2 separate regions of the Homo sapiens genome follow, and region 2 is linked to region 1. The links are chromatin loops, found by intact Hi-C in ENCODE. Cell type or tissue: Caco-2. All regions are shown on one strand. Links, peaks and the distances in the headings refer to the core of each region. The heading gives the core; the rest is flanking DNA. Region 1 overlaps LIMA1 (LIM domain and actin binding 1). Region 2 overlaps LIMA1 (LIM domain and actin binding 1).

Region 1 (5,381 bases), core at 88-5,087:
AAGAAAGTGAGTGAATATTACTTTATAAATGACAATTATATTCCTGATTTTCTTCTTCGTGCTTTTAACAGAAGATATTGGCCATTAGATAAAAATAACCCAAAATTTAGAATTTTGAAATTATTTGAATCACTTTTATCTTCTAATAAAACATGTTGGCCAGTCACGGTGGTTTACACCTATAATTCCAGCGCTTTGGGAGGCTGAGGCGGGAGGATATCTTGAGCTCAGGAGTTCGAGGCTGTAGTGAGCTATGATCGTGCCACTGCACTTCAGCCTGGGTGATAGAGTGAGACCCCATCTCAGAAATAAAATAAAACATGTTATTTGGATGCTTCCAGGTCAGTTGTCATCTTCTACATTTGACTCGGAGAAAAATGAGAGTAGACGAAATCTGGAACTTCCACGCCTCTCAGAAACCTCTATAAAGGATCGAATGGCCAAGTACCAGGCAGCTGTGTCCAAACAAAGCAGCTCAACCAACTATACAGTATGTGTTCTGCATCATTCATTCATTCATTCATTCCATCATCCAGCAGATGGTCACTGAGTACTGGAATTAGGAAATGTCACCAGACCCTTGTATCTGAGCCCTGGTCCCCTAGCTGTTCTCTTTTCACATGAACCCTACCCTCGCTGGATTTGCAGTTCTTACCATGGTCTAATCCTGACTTTGCTTTCTTAGTCCTGGTTCCCACCCCACTCACTTTTTTTGTGATGTTACCAGTGAGTATCATTGAGAGTTTCCCTGGCTCTTCTACTTAATCTTTGTGTTGTTAAAGAAGTAGTATTTTATTAGTTTTAATATAACTCTTATTTTATCTTGGTTGTTGAGGGAAGAAGGAAGAAGACTGAAGAGCTTATTTTGGCTTTTGAGGGAAGAAAGAAGAAGACTGGAGAGAAATATCAGCTGTGTTCATTAACGAGGGTTTTTTTTGTGATTTTTTACTGAGATATAACTCACATAATATAAAATCACCATTTTAAAGTATACAATCTTGTGATACTTAGCATATTCACAAGGTTGTACAACCATTACCACTGTTTAATTCCAGAACCTTTCCATCACCCTGAAAAGAAACTTCATACCTGTGTAGTCACTCCCAACTTCCCCTGCTCTCATCCCCTGGCAACCACTTAGCTACTTCCTGTCTTTATGTATCTGCCTATTTTGGAAATTTCATATGAAGGAGTCATACAGTAGATCTTCTACTTAATCTTTAATCCTTACGATGTACTGTTTTCCTAAAGAAGTAGAATAGTAGATAAGGAAAAGGGAGAGATCACAAGAAGGTGACGTGCTCAGTAAGCATGAAAATTTTGATATTCAGCTGGGTGTGATGGCTCACACCTGTAATCCCAGCACTTTGGGAGGCCGAGGTGGGCAGATTGCCTGAGGTCAGGAGTTCAAGACCAGCTTGGCTAACGTGGTGAAACCCCATCTCTACTAAAAATACAAAAATTAGCCAGCATGGTGGCAGGCACCTGTAATCCCAGCTACTTGGGAGGCTGAGGCAGGAGAATCGCTGGAACCCAGGAGGCAGAGGTTGCAGTGAGGCAAGATTGCGCCACTACACTCCAGCCTGGGCGACACAGCAAGACTCCGTCTCCAGGAAAAAAAAAAAAGATTGGTATTCAAAATACAATGGAGGGTCCTTCCCCTTTACGTTGTCCTGTGCTTAACGGGTAAGCTGATGCTACAGAACTGCTAAATTGAAGTTACCTTATAGCCAGGCGCAGGAGCTCACACCGTAATCCCAACACTTTGGGAGCCTGAGGTGGGTGGGTCATTTGAAGTCAGGAGTTCAGAACCAGCCTGGCCAACATGGTGAAATCCCGTCTCTACTAAAAATACAAAAAAAAAATTAGCCAGGTGTAGTGGCACACACCTGTAATCCCAGCTACTAGGGAGGCTGAGGCAGGAGAATCACTTGAACCTAGGAGATGGAGGTTACAGTGAGCTGAGATCACACCACTGTACTCCAGCCTGGGTGACAGGGTGAGACTCCATCTCAAAAAAAAAAAAAAAAAAAGGAAGTTACCTTTCAAATGCCATTTATTCACATATATATGTATACACACACATAGATACAAATGTACACACACATATTTTTGTATCCTTCAAGCATTTGTTCTAAGATTTCAAATTACAAACCATTAATCTCTTGATGTCCTAATTGTCTAACAAAATCAAAAAGAACAATATTGAATTTTATTTGTTCTTAGGCAGATCGAAATTGGTGCATATTGGAAACCATAATGAGTATTCTGGGAGTTAAGCCTTCTCTTCCCCACATTATTAAGTATACATTCTCTAATAATATTTGGTGGACTAATTCTCTGGGCAATGAATAATTTCATCTTGGTTTTTTAACTGTAATTTTAACAACTTTATGTTTTAAGAAGAGATGATGTGTGTAAATCAATTAGCAAAGTGGAGTATCACAGGCTGATTATGCACCGTGAATGTGAAAAGCGAGCAAATTTAGACTTCCCTTAGAAGGCAGGTCAGGAGATACAGCAAATTGGGATCTGCGAAGCTGAACTTCCTCTTGTTACCAGATTTTACTGCTTCTCAGTGCCCTCCTGCTGTAAACATTCCCACCAGGTGACTCCCTATGTGGGGAAACCTGTTGAGTAACTTTTTTTTTTTAACTCCTAACCATTTCTGCATTACAGTTCTCCTGCTCTGGAGATTTTAAGAGTTGAAAACTCTTTGGGAATTCTTGTAAAAAGTACATTTTGTCTCATCCCCAAAGAATTTCCCAGGCCCCTTACAGAATATGGTTGTAACAAGGCACATACATACTCTCTGGCAGCAGTTCTGGAGGTGGGGCTTTGAGATGGGGTCAGGAATGAGTTGTTGGGCTATATAATGTTCTGCAGTGCTAGCTGCCAGCTCCTCCTCACAGATGCACCTCCGGTGCTGTGGGTCGTAATCTAGAATACCATCACTAGGTGACTAAGTCATACTCACATTCCTTTCATTGACCTGGTGGCCATAAATTGTTTCCTCCCATGCCTAAAGATTCACAGAGAACAGAAAAGTACTAGATTACTACATTATTAGCAGACTAATGGTGGGAAATGTCTATAGTCATCGACCTCTATGTTTATTTTATTTTATTTTATTTTTTTATTTTGAGATGGAGTTTCACTCTTGTTCCCCAGGCTGGAGTGCAGTGGCGTGATCTCGGCTCACTGCAACCTCTGCCTCCCTGATTCAAGCGATTCTCCTGCCTCAGCCTCCCAAGTAACTGGGATTACAAGTGTGCACCACCACACGTGGCTAATTTTTTGTATTTTTAGTAGAGACAGGATTTCACCATGTTCGCCAGGCTGGTCTTGAACTCCTGACCTCAGGCGATCCACCCGCCTCAGCTTCCCAAAGTGCTGGGATTACAGGCGTGAGCCACTGCACCCAGGTTCTATGTTGATTTTAGATGTAATAGATGAGTTAATTGTAATATTCACCCCAGTGTCCTTTGCAAGGAAAAAAATGCAATTATCCTTATTCCTTATGACAATAAAATGCATGTTCTTTTATGTTGAGGCTCTGTTTTGAGAAGTAAAATAAATTATGTCTTTAGTACAATATATGAATTGTATATGGAAAAACATGCTTTTTGAAAGTCCCACCAAAAAGGTTTCTTTATGGTATCATTAAATATAATTTCAGTTTTTATATGTATACATCATCCCTGTCTCTCTTTCCAGGCCGGGCATTTATATATGTATGGTCAGTATATTTTCTATTATTGGCACTTGGCATCTCCTTTCCCCTGCTCCAGAATGGTCTTTTCTGATAAAACTCACAAGCTTTGCATTACCACAAGCTCTGCTGCTAGAAGAGTGAATCACAAGAATGTTGTATGCTTGGGGTGTTCTGTGTGCCTGTGTTGATGTGTCTGTATTCTAATGAGCAATCCAGTTTTACACTAGCATACAGATATTTAACTCTGAGGTATGTGTCCACAAAGCTGCTTTTGTCATTTCACTAGTCAGTGGGTTTTGCTTGTGAGAGTTAGGGGGTTGATTTGACCCGAGGCTTCTTAGAAGAATTTTTTAACATTCCAAGTTTATCTAATAGATGTGCTATGAAGAGAACAGAATGATGGGACTTTAAAAAAATTTTTACAGTTATTTTTATTTTGTAGAATGAGCTGAAAGCCAGTGGTGGCGAAATCAAAATTCATAAAATGGAGCAAAAGGAGAATGTGCCCCCAGGTCCTGAGGTCTGCATCACCCATCAGGAAGGGGAAAAGGTAGGTTGAAAAGTCTGATGTCCAGTTGCCAAGGAAGCATGTGTTCTAAATTAGATGCTTGAAATTAGAAACAACTCTAACTCTAGGCTGTAGAGTGTCTGGGAATTTGGTAACAGCTGCCAGGACAGATTGCCATTTTTGCAGGTCACATAATTTCAGTTGAGTAGCTCTGCAACTTATAGCTGACCAAATAATGAGCCTTCATTGGAAAATTATTTTGCTCAGCAGATGCTCAGAAGGCAAAGAGCTGAAGTGATTTTTTAAAATCTATTTGGAGGCTGGGCACAGTGGCTCACGCCTGTAATCCCAGCACTTTGGGAGGGTGAGGCAGGTGGATCACCTGAGGTCAGGAGTTCGAGACCAGCCTAGCCCACAGGGTGAAACCCCATCTCTACTAAAAATATAAAAAGCCGGGTGTGGGGGTGCATGCCTGTAATCCCAGCTGCTCGGGAGGCTGTGGCAGGAGAATCGCTTGATCCCAGGAGGTGGAGGTTGCAGTGAGCTGAGTGCACTGCACTCCAGCCTGGGCGACAGAGCAAGACTCTGTCTCAAAAATAAATAAATAAAATAAAAATCTATTCGGGCCGAGTGTGGTGGCTCACGCCTGTAATCCCAGCACTTTGGGAGGCCAAGGCAGGCAGATCATCTGAGGTCGAGAGTTCGAGACAAGCCTGACCAACATGGAGAAACCCCGTCTCTAATAAAAATACAAAAAATTAGCCGGGCATGGTGGTGCATGCCTGTAATCCCAGATACTCAGGAGGCTGAGACAGTTGAATCGCTTGAACCCAGGAGGCGGATGTTGCAGTGGGCTGAGGTCACACCACTGCACTCCAGCCTAAGCAACAAGAGCGAAACTCCATCTCAAAAAAAAAAAATCTATTTGGGAGAGCATAGATTCAGGGCAACTTGATTCCATGCTCCTGGGAAGAATAATTTACAAAAATAAAATAAAAATATATTTGATTAGAGATTATCTTCAGATACTCATATATTCTTAATTTAAGTATACATTTAACACATTTTGTGCAAGAAAATCTTACTCTTCCACTCATATTATTTTGAAAGGCAGTCACTATGCTAAGTAAGCATAGGAAATAATAAGCTTAAAAACTT
Region 2 (5,381 bases), core at 150-5,149, 52 kb before region 1:
TTTTGAGTATTGCAAGATGTTCCAGGCTGATCTTGTATTTGCCCTTCCCCAGCTCTGGAATCAACCGCTTCTCCAAGGAGTCTTGATTCTATTTTATTGGAGAAACCAAGAAACCCAAATTGAGGAACATTCTACATAATATCTGACCAATACTTTCAACAATATCGAGGTCATGAAAGACAAGGAAAAGCAGAGTAACTGTCATAGATTGGGGTAGACTTAGGAAGACACGACAACTAAATGCAGTGTATGATCCTGAAACAGAAATAAGACGTTAATTAAAAAACTGGTGGAATTTCAATAAAGTCTATAGTTAATAGTATTGTACCAGTGCTCATTTCTTAGTTTTGCTAATTGTACTATGGTAATATAAGATAAAGCTAGGTGAAATGTATATGGGAACTCTTGTACTGTTTTTGCAACTCTTATGTATGAAATTGTTTCAGAATAAAAGGTGAGTGCTCACTTCAGTCATACATATACTAAAGTTGAAATGATACAGAGAAGATTAGCATGGTCCCTGTGTGAAGTTAACACACAAATTTGTGAAGCAGTCCATGTTTAAAAAAAAAAGTTTAAAAAAAAAAGGTTAAAGAACTATTAACTTCCAGCCAGGCACGGTGGCTCACGCCTGTAATCCCAGCACTTTGGAAGGCCGAGGCGGGCGGATCATGAGGTCAGGAGTTCAAGACCAGCCTGACCAACATGGTGAAACCCCATCTCTACTAAAAATACAAAAAAAAAAATTAGCCGAGTGTGGTGGCACATGCCTGTAATCACAGCTACCCAGGAGGCTGAGGCAGGACAATTGCTTGAACCTGGGAGGCGGAGGTTGCAGTGAGCCGAGATTGCGCCACTGCACTCTAGCCTGGGCGACAGAGTGAGACTCCATCTCAAAAAAAAAATAAATAACTATTAACTTCCAAAAAATGTTCAAGAATGTGAATTTAGTCACTATTTTTGTACAGAAATATAAATTTAGAAATGTAATTTTCTGAAAAAACATTATGTAGCAATGTATTTCATGTTGCTTTTATTTAAAATTCCCTTTGCAACTTGAAGTTTTTTAGTTTTTTTTTTTCTTTTAATTGCTCCCTTTTACCTGATGACATTCAAATTGGGAAGAGAGGTTGGTAGAAAAACTAAAACTCTACAATCTATTTCTTAAAAATAATGTTTTTCTTTTCTTTCTTTCCTTTCTTTTCTTTCTTTTCTTTACTTTTTTTTTTCTTTTCTTTTCTTTTTTTTTTTTTGACAGGGTCTGGCTCTATAGTCCAGGTTGAGTACAGTGGTGTGATCACGGCTCACTGCAACCTTAACCTCTAGGCTCAAGTGACCCACCTCAGCCTCTTGAGTAGCTGGGACCACAGACACACCACCATGGCCAGATAGTTTTCTGTATTTTTTCTTTGTAGAGACAGGGTTTCACCATGTTGCCCAGGCTGGTCTCAAACTCCTGAGCTCATGTGATCTGCCTGCCTCGGCCTCCCAAAGTGCTGGGATTACAGGCATGAGCCACCACATGTGGCCCATTTTTTCTTCATAAGTGAGTTTGTAGTTTTTACTTTGTTCTAATTTTTTGAGGCTATGTTCAGGAAGCCATACAGCTTGAATAAGTAACCATCTCAGGAGAAAAAAAAGAGAGGAGGCCACTGAGATCGGATATATAAGAACAGGATTTTATTAGTGGCTTGGGGAGGGCTGGTTGCAGGGCCAGCTCATTTATTTTTTGGTTTGGTTTGGTGGTTTTTTTTTGTTTTGTTTTTTTTGGTTTTGTTTTGAGACAGAGTCTTGTGCTGTTGCCCAGGCTGGAGTGCAGTGACACAATTTTTCTTCTGCCTCACCCTCCCGAGTAGCTGGAATTACAGGCATGCACCACCACGCCTGGCTAATTTTTGTATTTTTAGTAGAGACAGGGTTTTACCATGTTGGCCAGGCTGGCCTCGAACTCCTGAACTTAAGTGATCCACTCACCTAAGCCTCCCAGAGTGCTGGGATTACAGGCATAAGCCACCGCGCCCGGCTGTTTTTGTCCAAGCCTGGTTTCTGAGAGACAGTTTCCTTGGTCAGGAGAGTCTGTAAATGAATTTATTAGAATAGGTTTCTTGGAGCAGTTACCGGCCTCACCGTAAGCAACAGCTTGAGGAAGCAGATACCTGGGGCAGATTTCCCAGTGAGTCACTCTTCAACTTTTCAAGGACCTTTGTTCGAGAGATCTTTATCTCCAAGCTACAGCTTACCCTACCCTAGGACAATTTAGTGGCCCATCTCAAGCTACCTGGTTTGATAAAAGAACATTGATCCTGGGAGTTAGAACTCTAGCTCTAATACTAACCAGCTGGTGACTTTGGAAAATGATTGGAGCTTTATGCATCTCAGTTTCCTCACTGTAAAAAAGGGGATTTGGTTACTTGATTTCCAAGCTACTTTCTTAATGAAAAAAATCTGCCATTTGTATCTGAAACTGAAGGCATCTTCCTTCTCAGCAAACTGTTCCCCTTTCTATGTATACCATTTATTTGTCATGCAACGATCCTTCTAGTCTCTGAAGCTAAAAATCTGTGTTTATTTTTGTTATATGTTTCCTTTAACTCTTGCAGCCAACTGTCTTCCAATCCAGCAGTTCTTCCTTCACAGTTCATGTGGTAGTAGAATGCATATGACTGAAGAGAATGGGTTTTGGAGTCTGAAAGTCTGAAAATGGAACTCATATCTGAGAGAGACTGTGTGGGTGGGGAGAGATAATATACCTTTCTTTTTTTTTTTTTTTTTTTTGAGACAGAGTCTCGCTCTGTCGCCCAGGCTGGAGTGCAATGGCATGATCTCGACTCACTGCAACCTCTGCTTCCCGGGTTCAAGCAGTTGTCCTGCCTCAGCCTCCCAAGTAGCTGGGATTACAGGCGCCTGCCACCATGCCTGGCTAATTTTTTGTATGTTTAGTAAAGACAGGATTTTGCTACATTGGCCAGACTGGGTCCGGAACTCCTGACCTCAGGTGATCCGCCTGCCTCAGCCTCCCAAAGTGCTGGGATTACAGGCGTGAGCCACCATGCTGGCCCCAATACCACACCTTTAATGCAGGCCAATGAAAGCCAGTTACTACAATGGAGGGTATTCCAAGTGAGCCCAGGATAACTTTTAAGTTTCCCTGAAAGCAGGAATGATTATCTCTGATATTCACCACTCTGGGAAGATACTCACCACTATTCTCTTACTGAAAAATAATTTGTATGGGTTTTCAGCTAGGTGGTTCAGGGATTTTTCTAGCTGGTTTTCTACATTGGCTAAAAGTGGCGGTTTTAATCATTCTTCATTAATTGTAGTTGAAAGAAAATGGACTTTGGAATCAAACAGAATATGCGTTTGAATCCCAGCTCTGCTACTTTATAGCTAAGTGATCTTTGTAAAGTTAATATGTCTGAATCTCAATTTCGTTACCATAAATATAAGACAATAAAACCAATCCTGTAGAATGATTGTGAGGATTGAGATATATGCAAAGCATAAAGTTAGTGTCTTAAAATCTTCCAAGAGTCGGATTTCTAACTTTAGCTTTGAATTTGTAGTTTCCTATTGTATATCATTTGGATTTCTCTTGCTGACATGTATGTCTCAACATGTGTAAATCAACACTCATCATTTTCCCTCTTCTTTCTATATTTACTGTCTCTGTTAATGGAATCAACAGCCTTCCATCATTCGGGTTTGATGATGCCAGCTTTGATTCTCTTTTACCCTAAGTTCATTTTATTCTAAGAACTGTCAATTTCTCTCTTCCCACTTTTCCATTTCCACCTACCCTAATTAATTTACGAATTTAAACCTTGATTACCTCTCACTTAGTTTCAGGATCTTCTTGACTAGTAATTTAGACTCCAGTCTTTTTCCCTCTTAGCAAGTTGCACACTACTGCTGAATAATATTTTAAAATATGATGTTAGTCATGTTACATGCTTTTTCAGAAACTTTCTGTGTTCCACCAGAGAGACTGTGGTTAATCCACTACAGAGATCTTATCTTACAGGTGTGGATATTGAGGATCAGAAACTTTTTTTGTTATAAAAACCATGCATGTGCTAAGTAAATAGCACATAAGATTAGACCTAATCTCTGATCACTCATGGGTTACTTCTTCCCACTATTGAAATATGGCCCAAACTCCTTAGCATGGTTTTCTTCCCAGTCAGGCCCCATTATGTCTTTTTTTTTTTTTTTTTTTTTTTGAGACAGTTTCGCTCTTGTCACCCAGGCTGGAGTACAGTGGTGCAATCTCGGCTCACTGCAACCTCCGCCTCCCAGGTTCGAGAGAGTCTCTTGCCTCAGCCTTCCGAGCAGCTGGGATTACAGGCGCGTGCCACCACGCCCAGCTAATTTTTTGTATTTTTAGTAGAGATGGGGTTTGGCCATCTTGGGCAGGCTGGTCTCAAACTCCTGACCTCAGGTGATCCGCCTGCCTCAGCCTCCCAAAGTGCTGGGATTATAGGCGTGAGCCACCACACCTGGCCAAGTCTTGTCTATCTTCAACTTCTCTTGCACCTAGAGTTTAACTCACTCCCCAAAGGTGCTAATGCTATTCTCCTCCTTCCTCCTCCTGCCTTCACTTTGATGAAATTCTGCCCGTTCTTTAAGTCCCAAGTCATCTGATATCTTTTCCTTTCCCTCTCACAAAGCCAGAAAATCAGGTCTTGTATTCCTACACCACGCATAGCCTCTAACCACATTCTGTCTTGTACTATAAATATTTGTGTGTATGTCAGCAAGCACAGTAGATTATGTACACCATTCAGGCAGGGACATCTCCCTACATCTCATAAGAAGTAGTTATTCAATAGCCTGGTACCAGAGTCTATCAAAAATCATGTATTGATTCTCACGTTTATCTGTTTCATAGGTACTAATCACATTGCTAAGAAATAACATTATGCTTCTGTGAAGACAAGTGTGGTCAGGGTGAGAGTCATCTCATTCCCTGAGTGTAAGAACTCTAAGAACTGTGTGCCTCTCCTAGCTGTATACCAAAATAGATGTTCTGACTTTTCTTAACTTTCTGGCTGGGAGTAATCAAAACCACGGACTTAGACTTGGGAGTTAACCTTTTTTTTCTTTATCGTGCTCGGTATCTCAAATAATAAATCCTTTTCCTTTTTTAGAAACATACCTTTTTTTTTTTTTTTTTTTGAGGTGGAGTCTCATTCACTCTGTCACCCAGGCTGGAGTGCAGTGGCATGATCTCAGCTCACTGCATCCTCTGCCTCCAGGGTTCAAGTGATTCTCCTGCCTCAGCCTCTCAAGTAGCTGGGATTACAGGGGTGTACCACCACACCTGGCTAATTTTTGTATTTTTAGTAGAGTCTGGGTTTCACCATGTTGGTCAGGCTGGT

What was found. Hi-C counts contacts between places; a loop is a spot of excess contacts. Peaks named below come from ENCODE experiments on the same cell type or tissue, not always from the same donor. Only the 100,000 strongest peaks of a DNase experiment are listed, where the experiment ranks them.
Region 2: a loop joins it to region 1, with 4 times the contacts of the local background. A loop is called at or near these places in 7 of 110 quality-filtered maps.

What each region holds. Positions count from the first base shown.
Region 1 is chr12:50,199,661-50,205,041 of GRCh38, reverse strand. It overlaps LIMA1 (LIM domain and actin binding 1), which reads left to right. Exons shown (of 11, transcript NM_016357.5): 6 at 342-490; 7 at 4,158-4,265. Among named protein-coding and RNA genes, the nearest start is that of MIR1293, 32 kb to the left of the region's middle. In Caco-2, for the core only: CTCF peaks have their summits at 2,611 and 2,914; DNase peaks (open chromatin) are centred at 2,591 and 2,891.
Region 2 is chr12:50,251,422-50,256,802 of GRCh38, reverse strand. The region is part of intron 1 of LIMA1 (LIM domain and actin binding 1); the gene reads left to right. It also overlaps the pseudogene RNU6-1093P. Among named protein-coding and RNA genes, the nearest start is that of MIR1293, 20 kb to the right of the region's middle. In Caco-2, for the core only: no CTCF peak of the experiment used is centred there; a DNase peak (open chromatin) is centred at 2,122.